2 separate regions of the Homo sapiens genome follow, and region 2 is linked to region 1. The links are chromatin contacts, found by Hi-C or POLR2A ChIA-PET in ENCODE. All regions are on one chromosome and are shown on one strand. Each heading gives the region's core, a stretch centred on a gene start or an enhancer-like site at or near the end of the contact. The rest is flanking DNA. Distances are from core to core; before and after follow the strand shown.

Region 1 (5,286 bases), core at 1,499-3,998:
TCATCTCATGCCACTCTCCTTTTGCCACCTTCACTACATTTTAGGCATTCATTCACTCAACACATAAGGATTAAACATCTGTGTGCCAGGAACTATTCAGAGCGATGGGGGTAGAGCAGTGAACAAAAGACACAAATTCTTTCTCCTCTTAGAACTTACATTCTAGTTTCATGAAGCTGCCAGGCTTCTTCTCCTCACCTCAGGGTCTCACCACATGCTACATTGTGCTTAGCCAATTTCAACTCATTCTTCAGGTCTCAGCTTAGACATCCTTCCTCAGGGAATTATTCTCTGACCCTACCCTACTAAGTTAGTTCCTTCTTACATGATCCATGACTCTGAACTGTTTAGTGTTACTCAATGCAACTAAAATTATTTATTCAACATCCACCTTCTTATATCCCCAGGCCCTCACACAGTACCTGGCACACAGAAGGCATTCAAAATATTTGTTTATTGGCCAGGCACAGTGGTTAATGCCTGCAATCCTAGCACTTTGGGAGGCTGAAGAGGGAGGACTGCTTGAGCCCAGGAGTTTGAGACCAGCCTGGGCAACATGGCAAAACCCCTTCTCTACAAAAAATACAAAAATTAGCCAGGCATAATGGTGGGCACTTGTAGTCCCAGCTACTTGGGAGGCTGAAGTGGGAGGATCATCTGAGCCCGGGAGTTCAAGGCTGCAGCGAGCCATGTTTATACTACCGCATTCTAGCCTGGGTGACAGAGTGAGACCCCGTCTCGAAAAAAAAAAAAAATATATATATATATATATAATATATATATTCATTTATCGATGAAGAGATATATATATGTTTACCTGTGTGCATGTTATCTTTATACTTTATGAATATGTATGTATAAACACCTTCATGTCTGGGTATGCCTGCAAATATTTCTGCAGGTGACTGCTTATAGGAATATGTGCATATACATGAAGGCATGTATGGATACAGACATGCAATTTGGAGTATACTCACTTGGGCTGTATGCATTCACATGCATATACATGTGTATATTTATACATGTGCATATGTGTGTGTGTGTGTGTGTGTGTGTGTGTGTGTGTGTGTGTGTGTGTGTATGTATTCTTCAGGCCCCTCAGTGACAGCTCTGATCTCCTGGAGGGAGCTGGGAGCAGGGCCCCAAGTCCTGTCTAAGATGACAGCTCAATAAGAATATAAGATCATTCAATGACATTCCAAATGTCAGCAAACACGGGCCTGCTCCACTCTGCTACAGGGGAAGTAGGTGGCAGCAGGAGATGTGGAAACTTGGCCATTGAAAAGTTCCTATTTCCTGATGCAACCCACACCATTTCTGGAGAAGTAAGGGCAGCTGAAAGACATTTTGCCTCTTCTCAGATTAGAGGTCTTAGGAAATAGGCATGGTGAATTCATGCCCAGTTGCTCACTCACTAGGCAAGTCTCAGGTGACCAAGCAGACCAGGACCTTTCCCACCTTTCTCAAGGAGTAATGCTCTGCTGGGGGAGCAGAGGAGGAAGAGAGAAGAAAGGGAAGGGGGAAACACAAAGTAAGATCAAGGACAGGAGAGGACCCTGTAGAGAACCAGAGCCTGGGTCACACAGGGGACACAAGGCATGGAGTAAGTCTTTTACATAATATTCCTGCAACCTTGGCAATGACCTCTCTGGCTTTGCTTTTATCATTACTCTTTTTAAGCAGGAATCTTAGTGCAGCCTGCACCAAGTCACACAGCATAAAGGTCAGAAAGAGTACCATGCCCCTGGGCCTCCAGACTCAGCAGCCTCTATGTCCTGAATGGCTGTTGGTAAGGACTGAGCTAAAGTCCAGAGTTAAGCCACCTCTCCTGTTGGGCCTTTAAGCACATTTGCAATACAAAGTGGCTGGAGTGCAGAGAGGAAGAGGTTAGACCCCTTATGTCTCCCAGACTTGCTCAGCTTACCTCACACGAGGAAATCACAAGGCCAACTAGCAACAGAGTCCTCAGTTTCGCCTTGTACCTACTATTCCCTTCCTCTTCAGGTCAGCACAGTCTGCAGGGGAACCAAACTGAACAGACTCTGGGCAGCCTGCCTTTACCCCCACCCTTTGGGCCAGCAGCACCAAGGTGGCCCTGAGTGACAACGTTACCACATGGGTCGGCTGCTTTCCTGCCTTTCTGCCAAGGAACCTGGAGGCAGGGAGCTATCCATACACCAAAAAGTCTAGTGAACTTCACAGGGTAATTGTTCATGGTCAGCGCCTGCCTCGCCTGGCCGGGCCTTCACATTGCATTTGCTGAGGCCAGCAAGCAGCCTCAGATGTGCTCTGACAGCTGGTATGCTATGTTCCAGGGGTCCATGCCTAGCCCCACCACATGCCTAGCTCTGCCTTGGGGGACCTCTATGGAACTAGTTCTCAAAGATGAATCCGTCAGCCAGCAATTACTCACTGAGCACATACTCTATACCCAGCCCTGGCCTAGCCACTGGAGACACAGAGAGGAACCAGACTTCATCTCTGTGATCCAGATGGCCATGTCTGGAAGGAAATACACATGGATTCAGTTTCAACTGAGATAAGTGATTTCCCAAGTGCCAAGGAACCTCAAGGCAAGAGACTGACTGCTGGGCTTCTCAGCAGAAGTGATACCTGAGGTGAATCTTCCAGGGCAGGGAATATGTCTGATGAAGATGACTGAGGGACATTTCAGACAGAAGGCAAGCCATAGAGCAAGGCCCAAAGCCAGGGGAGTGCGTAGCTTTTTCAGCACAAGAGGAGTAGTAAGCAGCAGCTGCCCAGTTTCATGGGAGATCAGCAGGAGAGGGGGTATGAGTCAAACTGCAAACAAACCAAGTGCAAAGCACCTGTCCACCAGTGGAAAGCAAACAACTTCACAAATGATGCCACAAAGCATGGAACTAAGTCCAAGGTCATTGTCAGTGTGGCACAAATACTTATAAAGCTTTCTCTTCCACTGCTCCTCCACATGTTTGCTTAGCTCCAGCCCCCACACACACCAAAAGCATGCTGCCCTCCCTGCTGAGAAAGCATTCTCTCCTCCTCCTATCCATATCCCACCTTCCTTGAATGCCCAGGTCAAGACTCAAATCCTCGCCATACCTAGCCTCACCCCCCTTGACCTCTCTCTTCTCTAAGCCCCCTGGGAGCCACTACCTTGACCCCCGGTGTGTTCTCCTTTCTCTGAGCTTCCTCTGACTGGTAGCATGAGGTTCCTGAGGCTGTTCCAGGACTGCTGCCCTTAGGTCAGAATGATTTATGGGGGTGAGTCTCCCTAGTGGACTGGGCCTCCTGGAGCAAGGATTCCTCTAGAGCAGGGATACTCTGCTAGGAAAGTACAGTTTTCTAAGTGATTCATTCTCTGCCAGGGCTCACTATCGTAGCCACACATGGTCCTTGCCGGTCCATAGCCTGAGCACCAACTCCCCAGGTGCTTGATTCTACATAAGTTCCAGTCTCTGCCCTCATGCCCAAAGGGAATTGGACTCTAGTTTCCATGGCTCTTCCTCACATGAGCCAGGCTCTCCTGGAGCAAGGCAGGAACAAAGCCAACTTAAGTGTACTCTGCCTCCCAACCAGAGTGATATATCAGGGCCAGTTAGGAGGGTCAGAGACCACATTGATGATGATAACAAAGGAGAATACTTTCCCAGAGGCTCAGCTAGTGCCATGTCTCTCCTAGAGACAAGCCAGCTCTGCCCACAGATTCAGCTCTGAGCAAGAGCCCCCCAAAATCTCCTTAACTGGGACTTCTCTGCCTGTCTGGGGGACACCAACTAGGGCAGTGTCATAATCTGCCCAGCAGCTGGATCCCCAAGCAGCTCTCCACAGTCAGAAATAACCACATTTCAGTGCATATTAGCTAAGGAAAAGGATGAAGTTAAGAAAAGAGAAGAACAAAAAGAAAAAGAGGGAGAACAGATATAAGAAAAGAAAGCAAAGGACGGGAGCTCTGAGGCACAAGAGCACCAGGGGAAGCACCCAGTTGGGGCTCAGACACAGTACCTTTTTCAGATTAATCCACTGCTTGAAGTAATCCGCCACTGGCAAGCCCAAGTACTGGCACTGGCCTGGGAGCCTACAAAAAAAAGGGAAGAGAGAACAAGTTGGGCGCATCCATGTCCCAGGTATGAAGTCTTAAGATGGGAAGTCCAACAGAGCATACAAGACAAACAGACCTCAAAAGGTCAACCCATTAGCCATGGGTCCCACCCCACCAAAGAAAGGGAACCCCACCTCCAGCACCATGGACACTGGGCTCCAGCTCTAGCCCTCAGATCCAAGTGTGAGAGCCCAAAAATTCTTTCCAAAATAATAGCAGCAGGCCACTATTTCCTAATGGCTTACAGTATGCCAAGTACCTTATATTTTCACATTTAATCTTCAAAGCAATGCTGAGACACAGGTACTGTTGTCTACATTTTACAGACGAGAAAATGAGATGTAGAGAGGTTACCCAAGGTCCCACAGCTAAAACATGATAGTGCCAAGAACTGAACCCAGTTCTGTCTGACTCCAAAGCGTATGTTCTTTCTATGCACTGGTTTGTTATTTTGTTACAGCAGAGAGGCAGACAGACAAGATAGGAGGAGAGAAAGGCAGAGTATATGACTTAGAGATAGATGAGCAGGGGTTTCAGCTCACATTTAAGCCTCTGGCTACAGGTTTGTTTCAGATAGAGAAGAGGCCAGGTAGAAGGATAAGAAGAGGTCAGAATTCAAATCAAGGGTCTGTTCTTGTTTTTTTTCTTTAAATTAGAATTTATCAACTATCTCCCCCTCTAGCTGGTGATGGTTTTACTCAGACAAATCCATTCAAACAAACATGCACTGATGCTTAACAAGGGTCAGGAACTTACGAGTCAAAAAGTAAGATGTAACTCTTGACCGTAAAGGGCTCAGTTTGTTCAGAGGTATGGGCAATGAAAGAAAGACAAAAAAAGCCTTAAGTTGGAGTATGGGGGCATATGCAAGGATGGAGGAAGACAATACTGGAAGTATCAGCCAGGAAAGATCACAGTCTTATTCCTAAGAGAAGAGCTTTGCTACAGGCAATGGAGAGCCTCTGATGAGTTGTGATTTACCAAGATTGTTCTGGATGCAGCAAAAATAATAGACTAAAAGAGCAGGGTAGAAGCCAGTAGAGAGAAACAGTAGTGGAAAAAATGGTGATCAAGGAACAAACATTAAGATGTAAAGGAGGCCCCAGTGACTAAATGAAATGTGGGACCCAGTGAGAAAGCAGTAGACCTCTGCTTGGCTAGCTTCATGCTACTCACTAAGATAGATCCAAAGAAGTAAGCAG
Region 2 (4,895 bases), core at 276-2,775, 44 kb after region 1:
GGAAAAAAAAAAGACATTTTATGCACAAGGAGCTTATTTCTTAAACAAACACTCGTGGTTTTGATTTACACCACAGTCTGCTCCTAAATAATTTATGGCGGGTTAAATTTATTGCCAAGCCCTGGCTGGCTGCAAATTCGAATTGCCAAATAATTAGATTTTAGGGCAAAGCTTATAAATTACCCGTCGATTTGTCCGGACTTGTTTGTCAGTTGCTTTGTGCTTCGGGTCATCTTTGGCATTTGGCTGTTTGGGTTTTAATTGCTGATTTACACTTTGACAGATGAGAGCTGATGCTCGAAGTTTCAGGACAAGGAAGGGTAAAAAATCGGAGCTTTAAAAGGCTGATTTTTCACCTACATGTCCCCCTCTCCCCATCTCCATAGACCCCAAAGCAATTAAAATATAGAAAAGAGGCTGAAAATAGACACTGCTATTCTTTATTTGAGGAGAGTATGGGTGCAAAGTGAATTATAATTTACCCTTATTGAAATCTGAATTTTTCAAAAACATAATACCAATAAATGAAGGAGACCAAGTCTTAGAAACCACATCCTCACCTGAGGTGTGCACACCTGTGTCTCCCTCTGTATGTACATGACTCAGAAACAGCCACAGTTCAAACATTTTTACATATTCAATTGTAAATAACTTCAGATATTAGTGGCTTCTGTGAAGCTGACCCTTCAAGGGCACCAAACAACCAAATGATTTGTTTGTAGCTACCTGTAGACACACATTTGTCATGAAATTAATTTAAACAAATCTCAGGTTATGTGCTAGAGAGGTCCCCTGGAGGCATCACTAAGGAAGGGCCTAGAAATGGAAGGGTGCCAAGCCCAAAAAAATCTCTCTGGATAGTACTCTGGTTCTATCAGTATGTTGATAAGAGGGCCTGATCTCTCTGTGTTTCCCAGAGAAGCAGGGCCTGCCTCCCAGTCACCTGCTGTATCTCAACAGCTTATTAGGAGGTTGTGGATCAGAATAATACTAGTACTAGTTCTACTAATAAGAGCTAATACCTATAAGCCATTACATATCAAACACTGTTTTGAGCACTTAATATGTTTAACTCAGTTTATCCTCCCATCAGTCCTATAAGATTGGTACTATTATTAACCCCACTTTGCCAATAAGGCAACTGAGGCATAAAGAGTGCAAGCAACTTGCCCAAGGTCAGACTACCAGTAGGTAGTCAAGACTCAAATCCAGACAGTCCAGTTTTGGAATCTATGCTTTTAACTACTATGCTCTACTGATTCTCATCAGAACAGCGTCTACCTCAGCTTCCCTCACTTTGAAGGTCCAGAGTCCACATTCTGGGACTTGGGCACATGCAGCCAAAGCCTGTTCCATCAGTCACCCAACAAAGTGGAGGAAAGGCATGTGTCTTGCTCAGGATCACAAGATGAATCAGAGGCTTGGTTAGACAAAGACCATTTTTCAAACCAATTCAAATATTGCCTTAAGATACACTAGCTGGGGGTGAAGAAATGGCGGTGAGTAACAAGTGATCAAGACAGGACCAGGCCCACTCAGGCAGACTGAGAATTCTGGTCAGACTACTTGGCCAGGAGCCAGGGAAGCTGGCTGGGCTACAGGAGGCCTTGCTCAATAATCCCCATCCATAGCCCCAGGGACTGCTGATCTCTTCACAGAATACTGCATGCCTGTGGGGTGGTTCATAGATTCCCTGTTCTCTGCCCACAAATGATGGCCAGCAGCCAGGAAGGTAAACAGTTGTGCTGGCATGACAATAGATTTTTAAAAATTCACTGACTAGTAAGCAAGCAATACACAAACGGATACCCGCCCCCCACCCCCGCAATGCACTGAACACATTTCTCACACACTGTCCCATATGATCCCACATCTCCGTAAGCAGGCAGGAATCACTCCCCTGTTTTGCAGATGAGAAAGCTAAGAGGGTCAGCTGTTGTCAAACCAGTCCCATCACTTGAGAACTTGTTAGAAATGCAAATTTCTGGCCTCCACCCTTGCCTTTCAGAATCAGAAGCCCTGGGGATGGGGCCAACAGCCTTGGTTTTAACAGCCCTCCAGGTGACTCTGACGCTCGCTGAAGTCTGAAGTTTGAGAACCGCTGGTCCAGACTACAGCAGTGTTTCTCAGACTTCAAATGACCTGAGGAATGTGTCAGATTGCAGGTTCTATTTCAGTATATTTAGTATATTCAGATTATATTTCAGTATATTCTATTTCAGTAGGGCCGGCATGACATTCTGCATTTCTAACAAGCTCCCAGGTGATGAGGATGCTGCTGGTTCTCAGACCACAATTTAAACAGCAAAGGTGTAGTCTAGAACATTTATGTGACTAACTCCTTATCGCTGAGGTACTGACCAAATGAGAATCAGAGCCCATGGCTCTCAGCTCCCTTCTCAGAGCAAACCCTTACTTGACCCACTTTAAGCACCCGAGTCAAGCCCTCTAAGTCTGCTAACCATCGCTAGCTCTTATCACCAGACATTTCATCCTCCTTGCTGCCAAGAGCTAGGGCAGAAAAACAGGCCTGTCACATCCAAGAACTTCACAGAGTAGACTGGCACATCTCTGTCAGGGAGCTAGCAAAAAGTCTTCTTGTCATGGCAGTGCCTGCTTCCTTTAGGAATACTGTCAAGACCAGGGCATCAGCTACCCTCAGAGTGCTCAGCACACTATTGTCTCAGCCCTCCAGAAAAAAACCTTCCTCTGTCCAGATGAACCAAAAAGCAGGACTGGGTACCTCTCCTATGAGAAGACCGCTCATTACAGACACAAGCCAGGAGCTTATCTGGTCTATCTAACTGCCTCTGGTCCTGAGAAAGGCCTCTCCAACCCTGGCCACAAATTTGGAGCAGGATCACAGAATTCCTGCATATCCTAAGGCACCTACTTGGGGACTCCTTGCTATCCTCACCAGCCACCACATTCAACACCATCAACCATGAATTTCCTTTCAGGTCTGCCCCCGACATTGTTTCTCTAGTCACATTACCTTTCCAGTGAAAGTAGACCTGATCAAAATGCCATGTTTCATCTCACTCATCAGCCCTACCCACCCATCTGTAACTACCAATCCCGTTCAGTTGACCAGCTGGCCTTTAAAATGCCGCTAGTGTTGTGAACAACGCAGACATGTCCCTGCATTTCCAGACAATGCAATCTCAAATCATGGCTCTCAGTTTTATCACACTTTTAGAGAGCAAGATTCCAAGCTTTCTAGCCAGTTATTATCCTATCTACCTAACCATCACTACCTACCTCCTCTAGGCCAATGGCCAAACAATGCATCAAATAGGTCCTAGAGGAATAACTACCCACATTACCACTAAGGAACTCAACTATAACAGCTCTGCCTGTTATGTTCTCCCTGATACGGATCTTCTACTCAGAGTACCCCATTTACAACAACTATAGATTCCATGCGCCACTCCTTAACAAACCTCAGTACCACTGACTCCTCAGTAGGCCACTAGTCTCCAAAAGAGTTATGAGCTACATAAGAACATGGTTCTCAAGCCTGTTTCCTTCCTAGCACACCTAAGGGTTACAACATGTAACTTCTCCCCATTCTCACCATCGCCAACCAACTAACATCCTAGTCCAACCCACTAGCATCTCTCTCAAGTACTGCATCCGTACCAGTCTCCCAACATACATTTTTAACCTCTTGGAACAACTTCCTTTCCATTCCCATGGACTCTGGCTTATAACATCTATTTCTGTTTCTTCTTTTCCACTCAGTAATACATTCAAATTTCCTTTTCCGGCTCCCCAACTGTACCCCCATTGTAGAGTATGAACACTCCTTTACTTTCAGCAACGTCGGCATCTCCAAATAAGTGCCTCTGCCAGCACCTAACCCTCAGATCAGCCCTTGGCTGGAATGGCCTTCCAGGACTAGACACTGACTATACACTACAACAGAAGTAGAGCCACTTGTGTATCAGACCTGTTTTGCCACCCACAGGCCTTCCAGATCTCCTTACTGGCCAACTACATGCAGGGACAGGACCCAAACAGCAGCCTATCCCAAGGCACCTCTACATCCAAATAAAAGCTGCCCTGATGTTTGTCTCTCCCTCCAGATTTCTTCTTTCTGATTTACTTCCTTTCTGACTCTCCCAACACCTAACAGGGTTTTGTCCGTGGCAGGAGCATCAATACATATAAACGCTTTTCTGCCTGTGCCAGCCTGTTCACCCTTCTGCTGCAGACCTGCCAGCCTTTGCTGGGGGTGGGGGTAGCTGGTGTCAATGTGGGTACACTCTTGTTTCAGGCTTTTAGGCTATGGCTCAATTTTCACAGCTAGAGCTCAAAACTCATCACATAAATGTAAGAATGTGGGGGTTTTTTAAGTATCGTGAACACCCAGGATAAGAGGATAAAAAATAATCATCCCAATGGCATCTTAATCAAAATGATGCAAGATCCTTTTTCCCAATGAGATACAGAGATGCAGAAAGGGTCTCCTGATATCAGTTTCCTCATGTCAAACAATGGAGATCAGTCTACAAAAGAAATATAATCAAGAGGGGAGAGGAAAAGCAGGGCAGGATGGAGGTAGGGAGAAGTGAAGCCTATGGACTTAACCTAAACACTCTTGGATTTCACTTCCCCCACTGTCCCCGCTTTCCAACCTGCTGGCTTTGCTTTCTATGGCTGTACCTGTTGCCAATGCTCAGAGGAAGCTCAGCCTCCACCCCCATGCCCTCCAGTCGCTTCTGATCCCACCAATCTCCACATTACCCAGACCTTCCTGCCTCTTCATCAGTCATTCCTTCCACACTAATCTCAATGTTAGTCAGCCAGCTATTTATCTTTTTGAAGGGTCTAAACCTCCCTGGTCTATTGAAGGTAGGTCCTAGCAGATCCAGATCCAAATTCCCAATTTT

The links. Hi-C counts contacts between places; a loop is a spot of excess contacts on that map. ChIA-PET counts read pairs that join two places held with the same protein, here RNA polymerase II (POLR2A). Pooled maps may share reads with other maps.
Region 2: a loop to region 1 is called in a map of PC-3, with 4 times the contacts of the local background. The contact joins two enhancer-like sites. A Hi-C loop is called at or near these places in 2 of 168 maps with a recorded cell type or tissue (HepG2 and PC-3), 1 of 37 single-sample maps with no recorded cell type and 1 of 50 pooled maps. POLR2A ChIA-PET finds 5 or more read pairs at or near these places in 9 of 52 experiments (A673, GM12878, H1 and 5 more).

Annotation. Positions count from the first base shown.
Region 1 is chr1:44,280,848-44,286,133 of GRCh38, forward strand. It overlaps ERI3 (ERI1 exoribonuclease family member 3), which reads right to left. Exons shown (of 9, transcript NM_024066.3): 7 at 3,988-4,060. Among named protein-coding and RNA genes, the nearest start is that of SNORA110, 31 kb to the left of the region's middle. Within about 2 kb of position 2,749, at least 4 of the 41 ENCODE cell types and tissues checked have a DNase peak (open chromatin) inside an H3K27ac peak, as active enhancers do; they include PC-3, where a contact is called at or near this core.
Region 2 is chr1:44,326,411-44,331,305 of GRCh38, forward strand. All of the region lies in intron 3 of ERI3 (ERI1 exoribonuclease family member 3), which reads right to left. Among named protein-coding and RNA genes, the nearest start is that of ERI3, 26 kb to the right of the region's middle. Within about 2 kb of position 1,526, at least 12 of the 41 ENCODE cell types and tissues checked have a DNase peak (open chromatin) inside an H3K27ac peak, as active enhancers do; they include PC-3, where a contact is called at or near this core.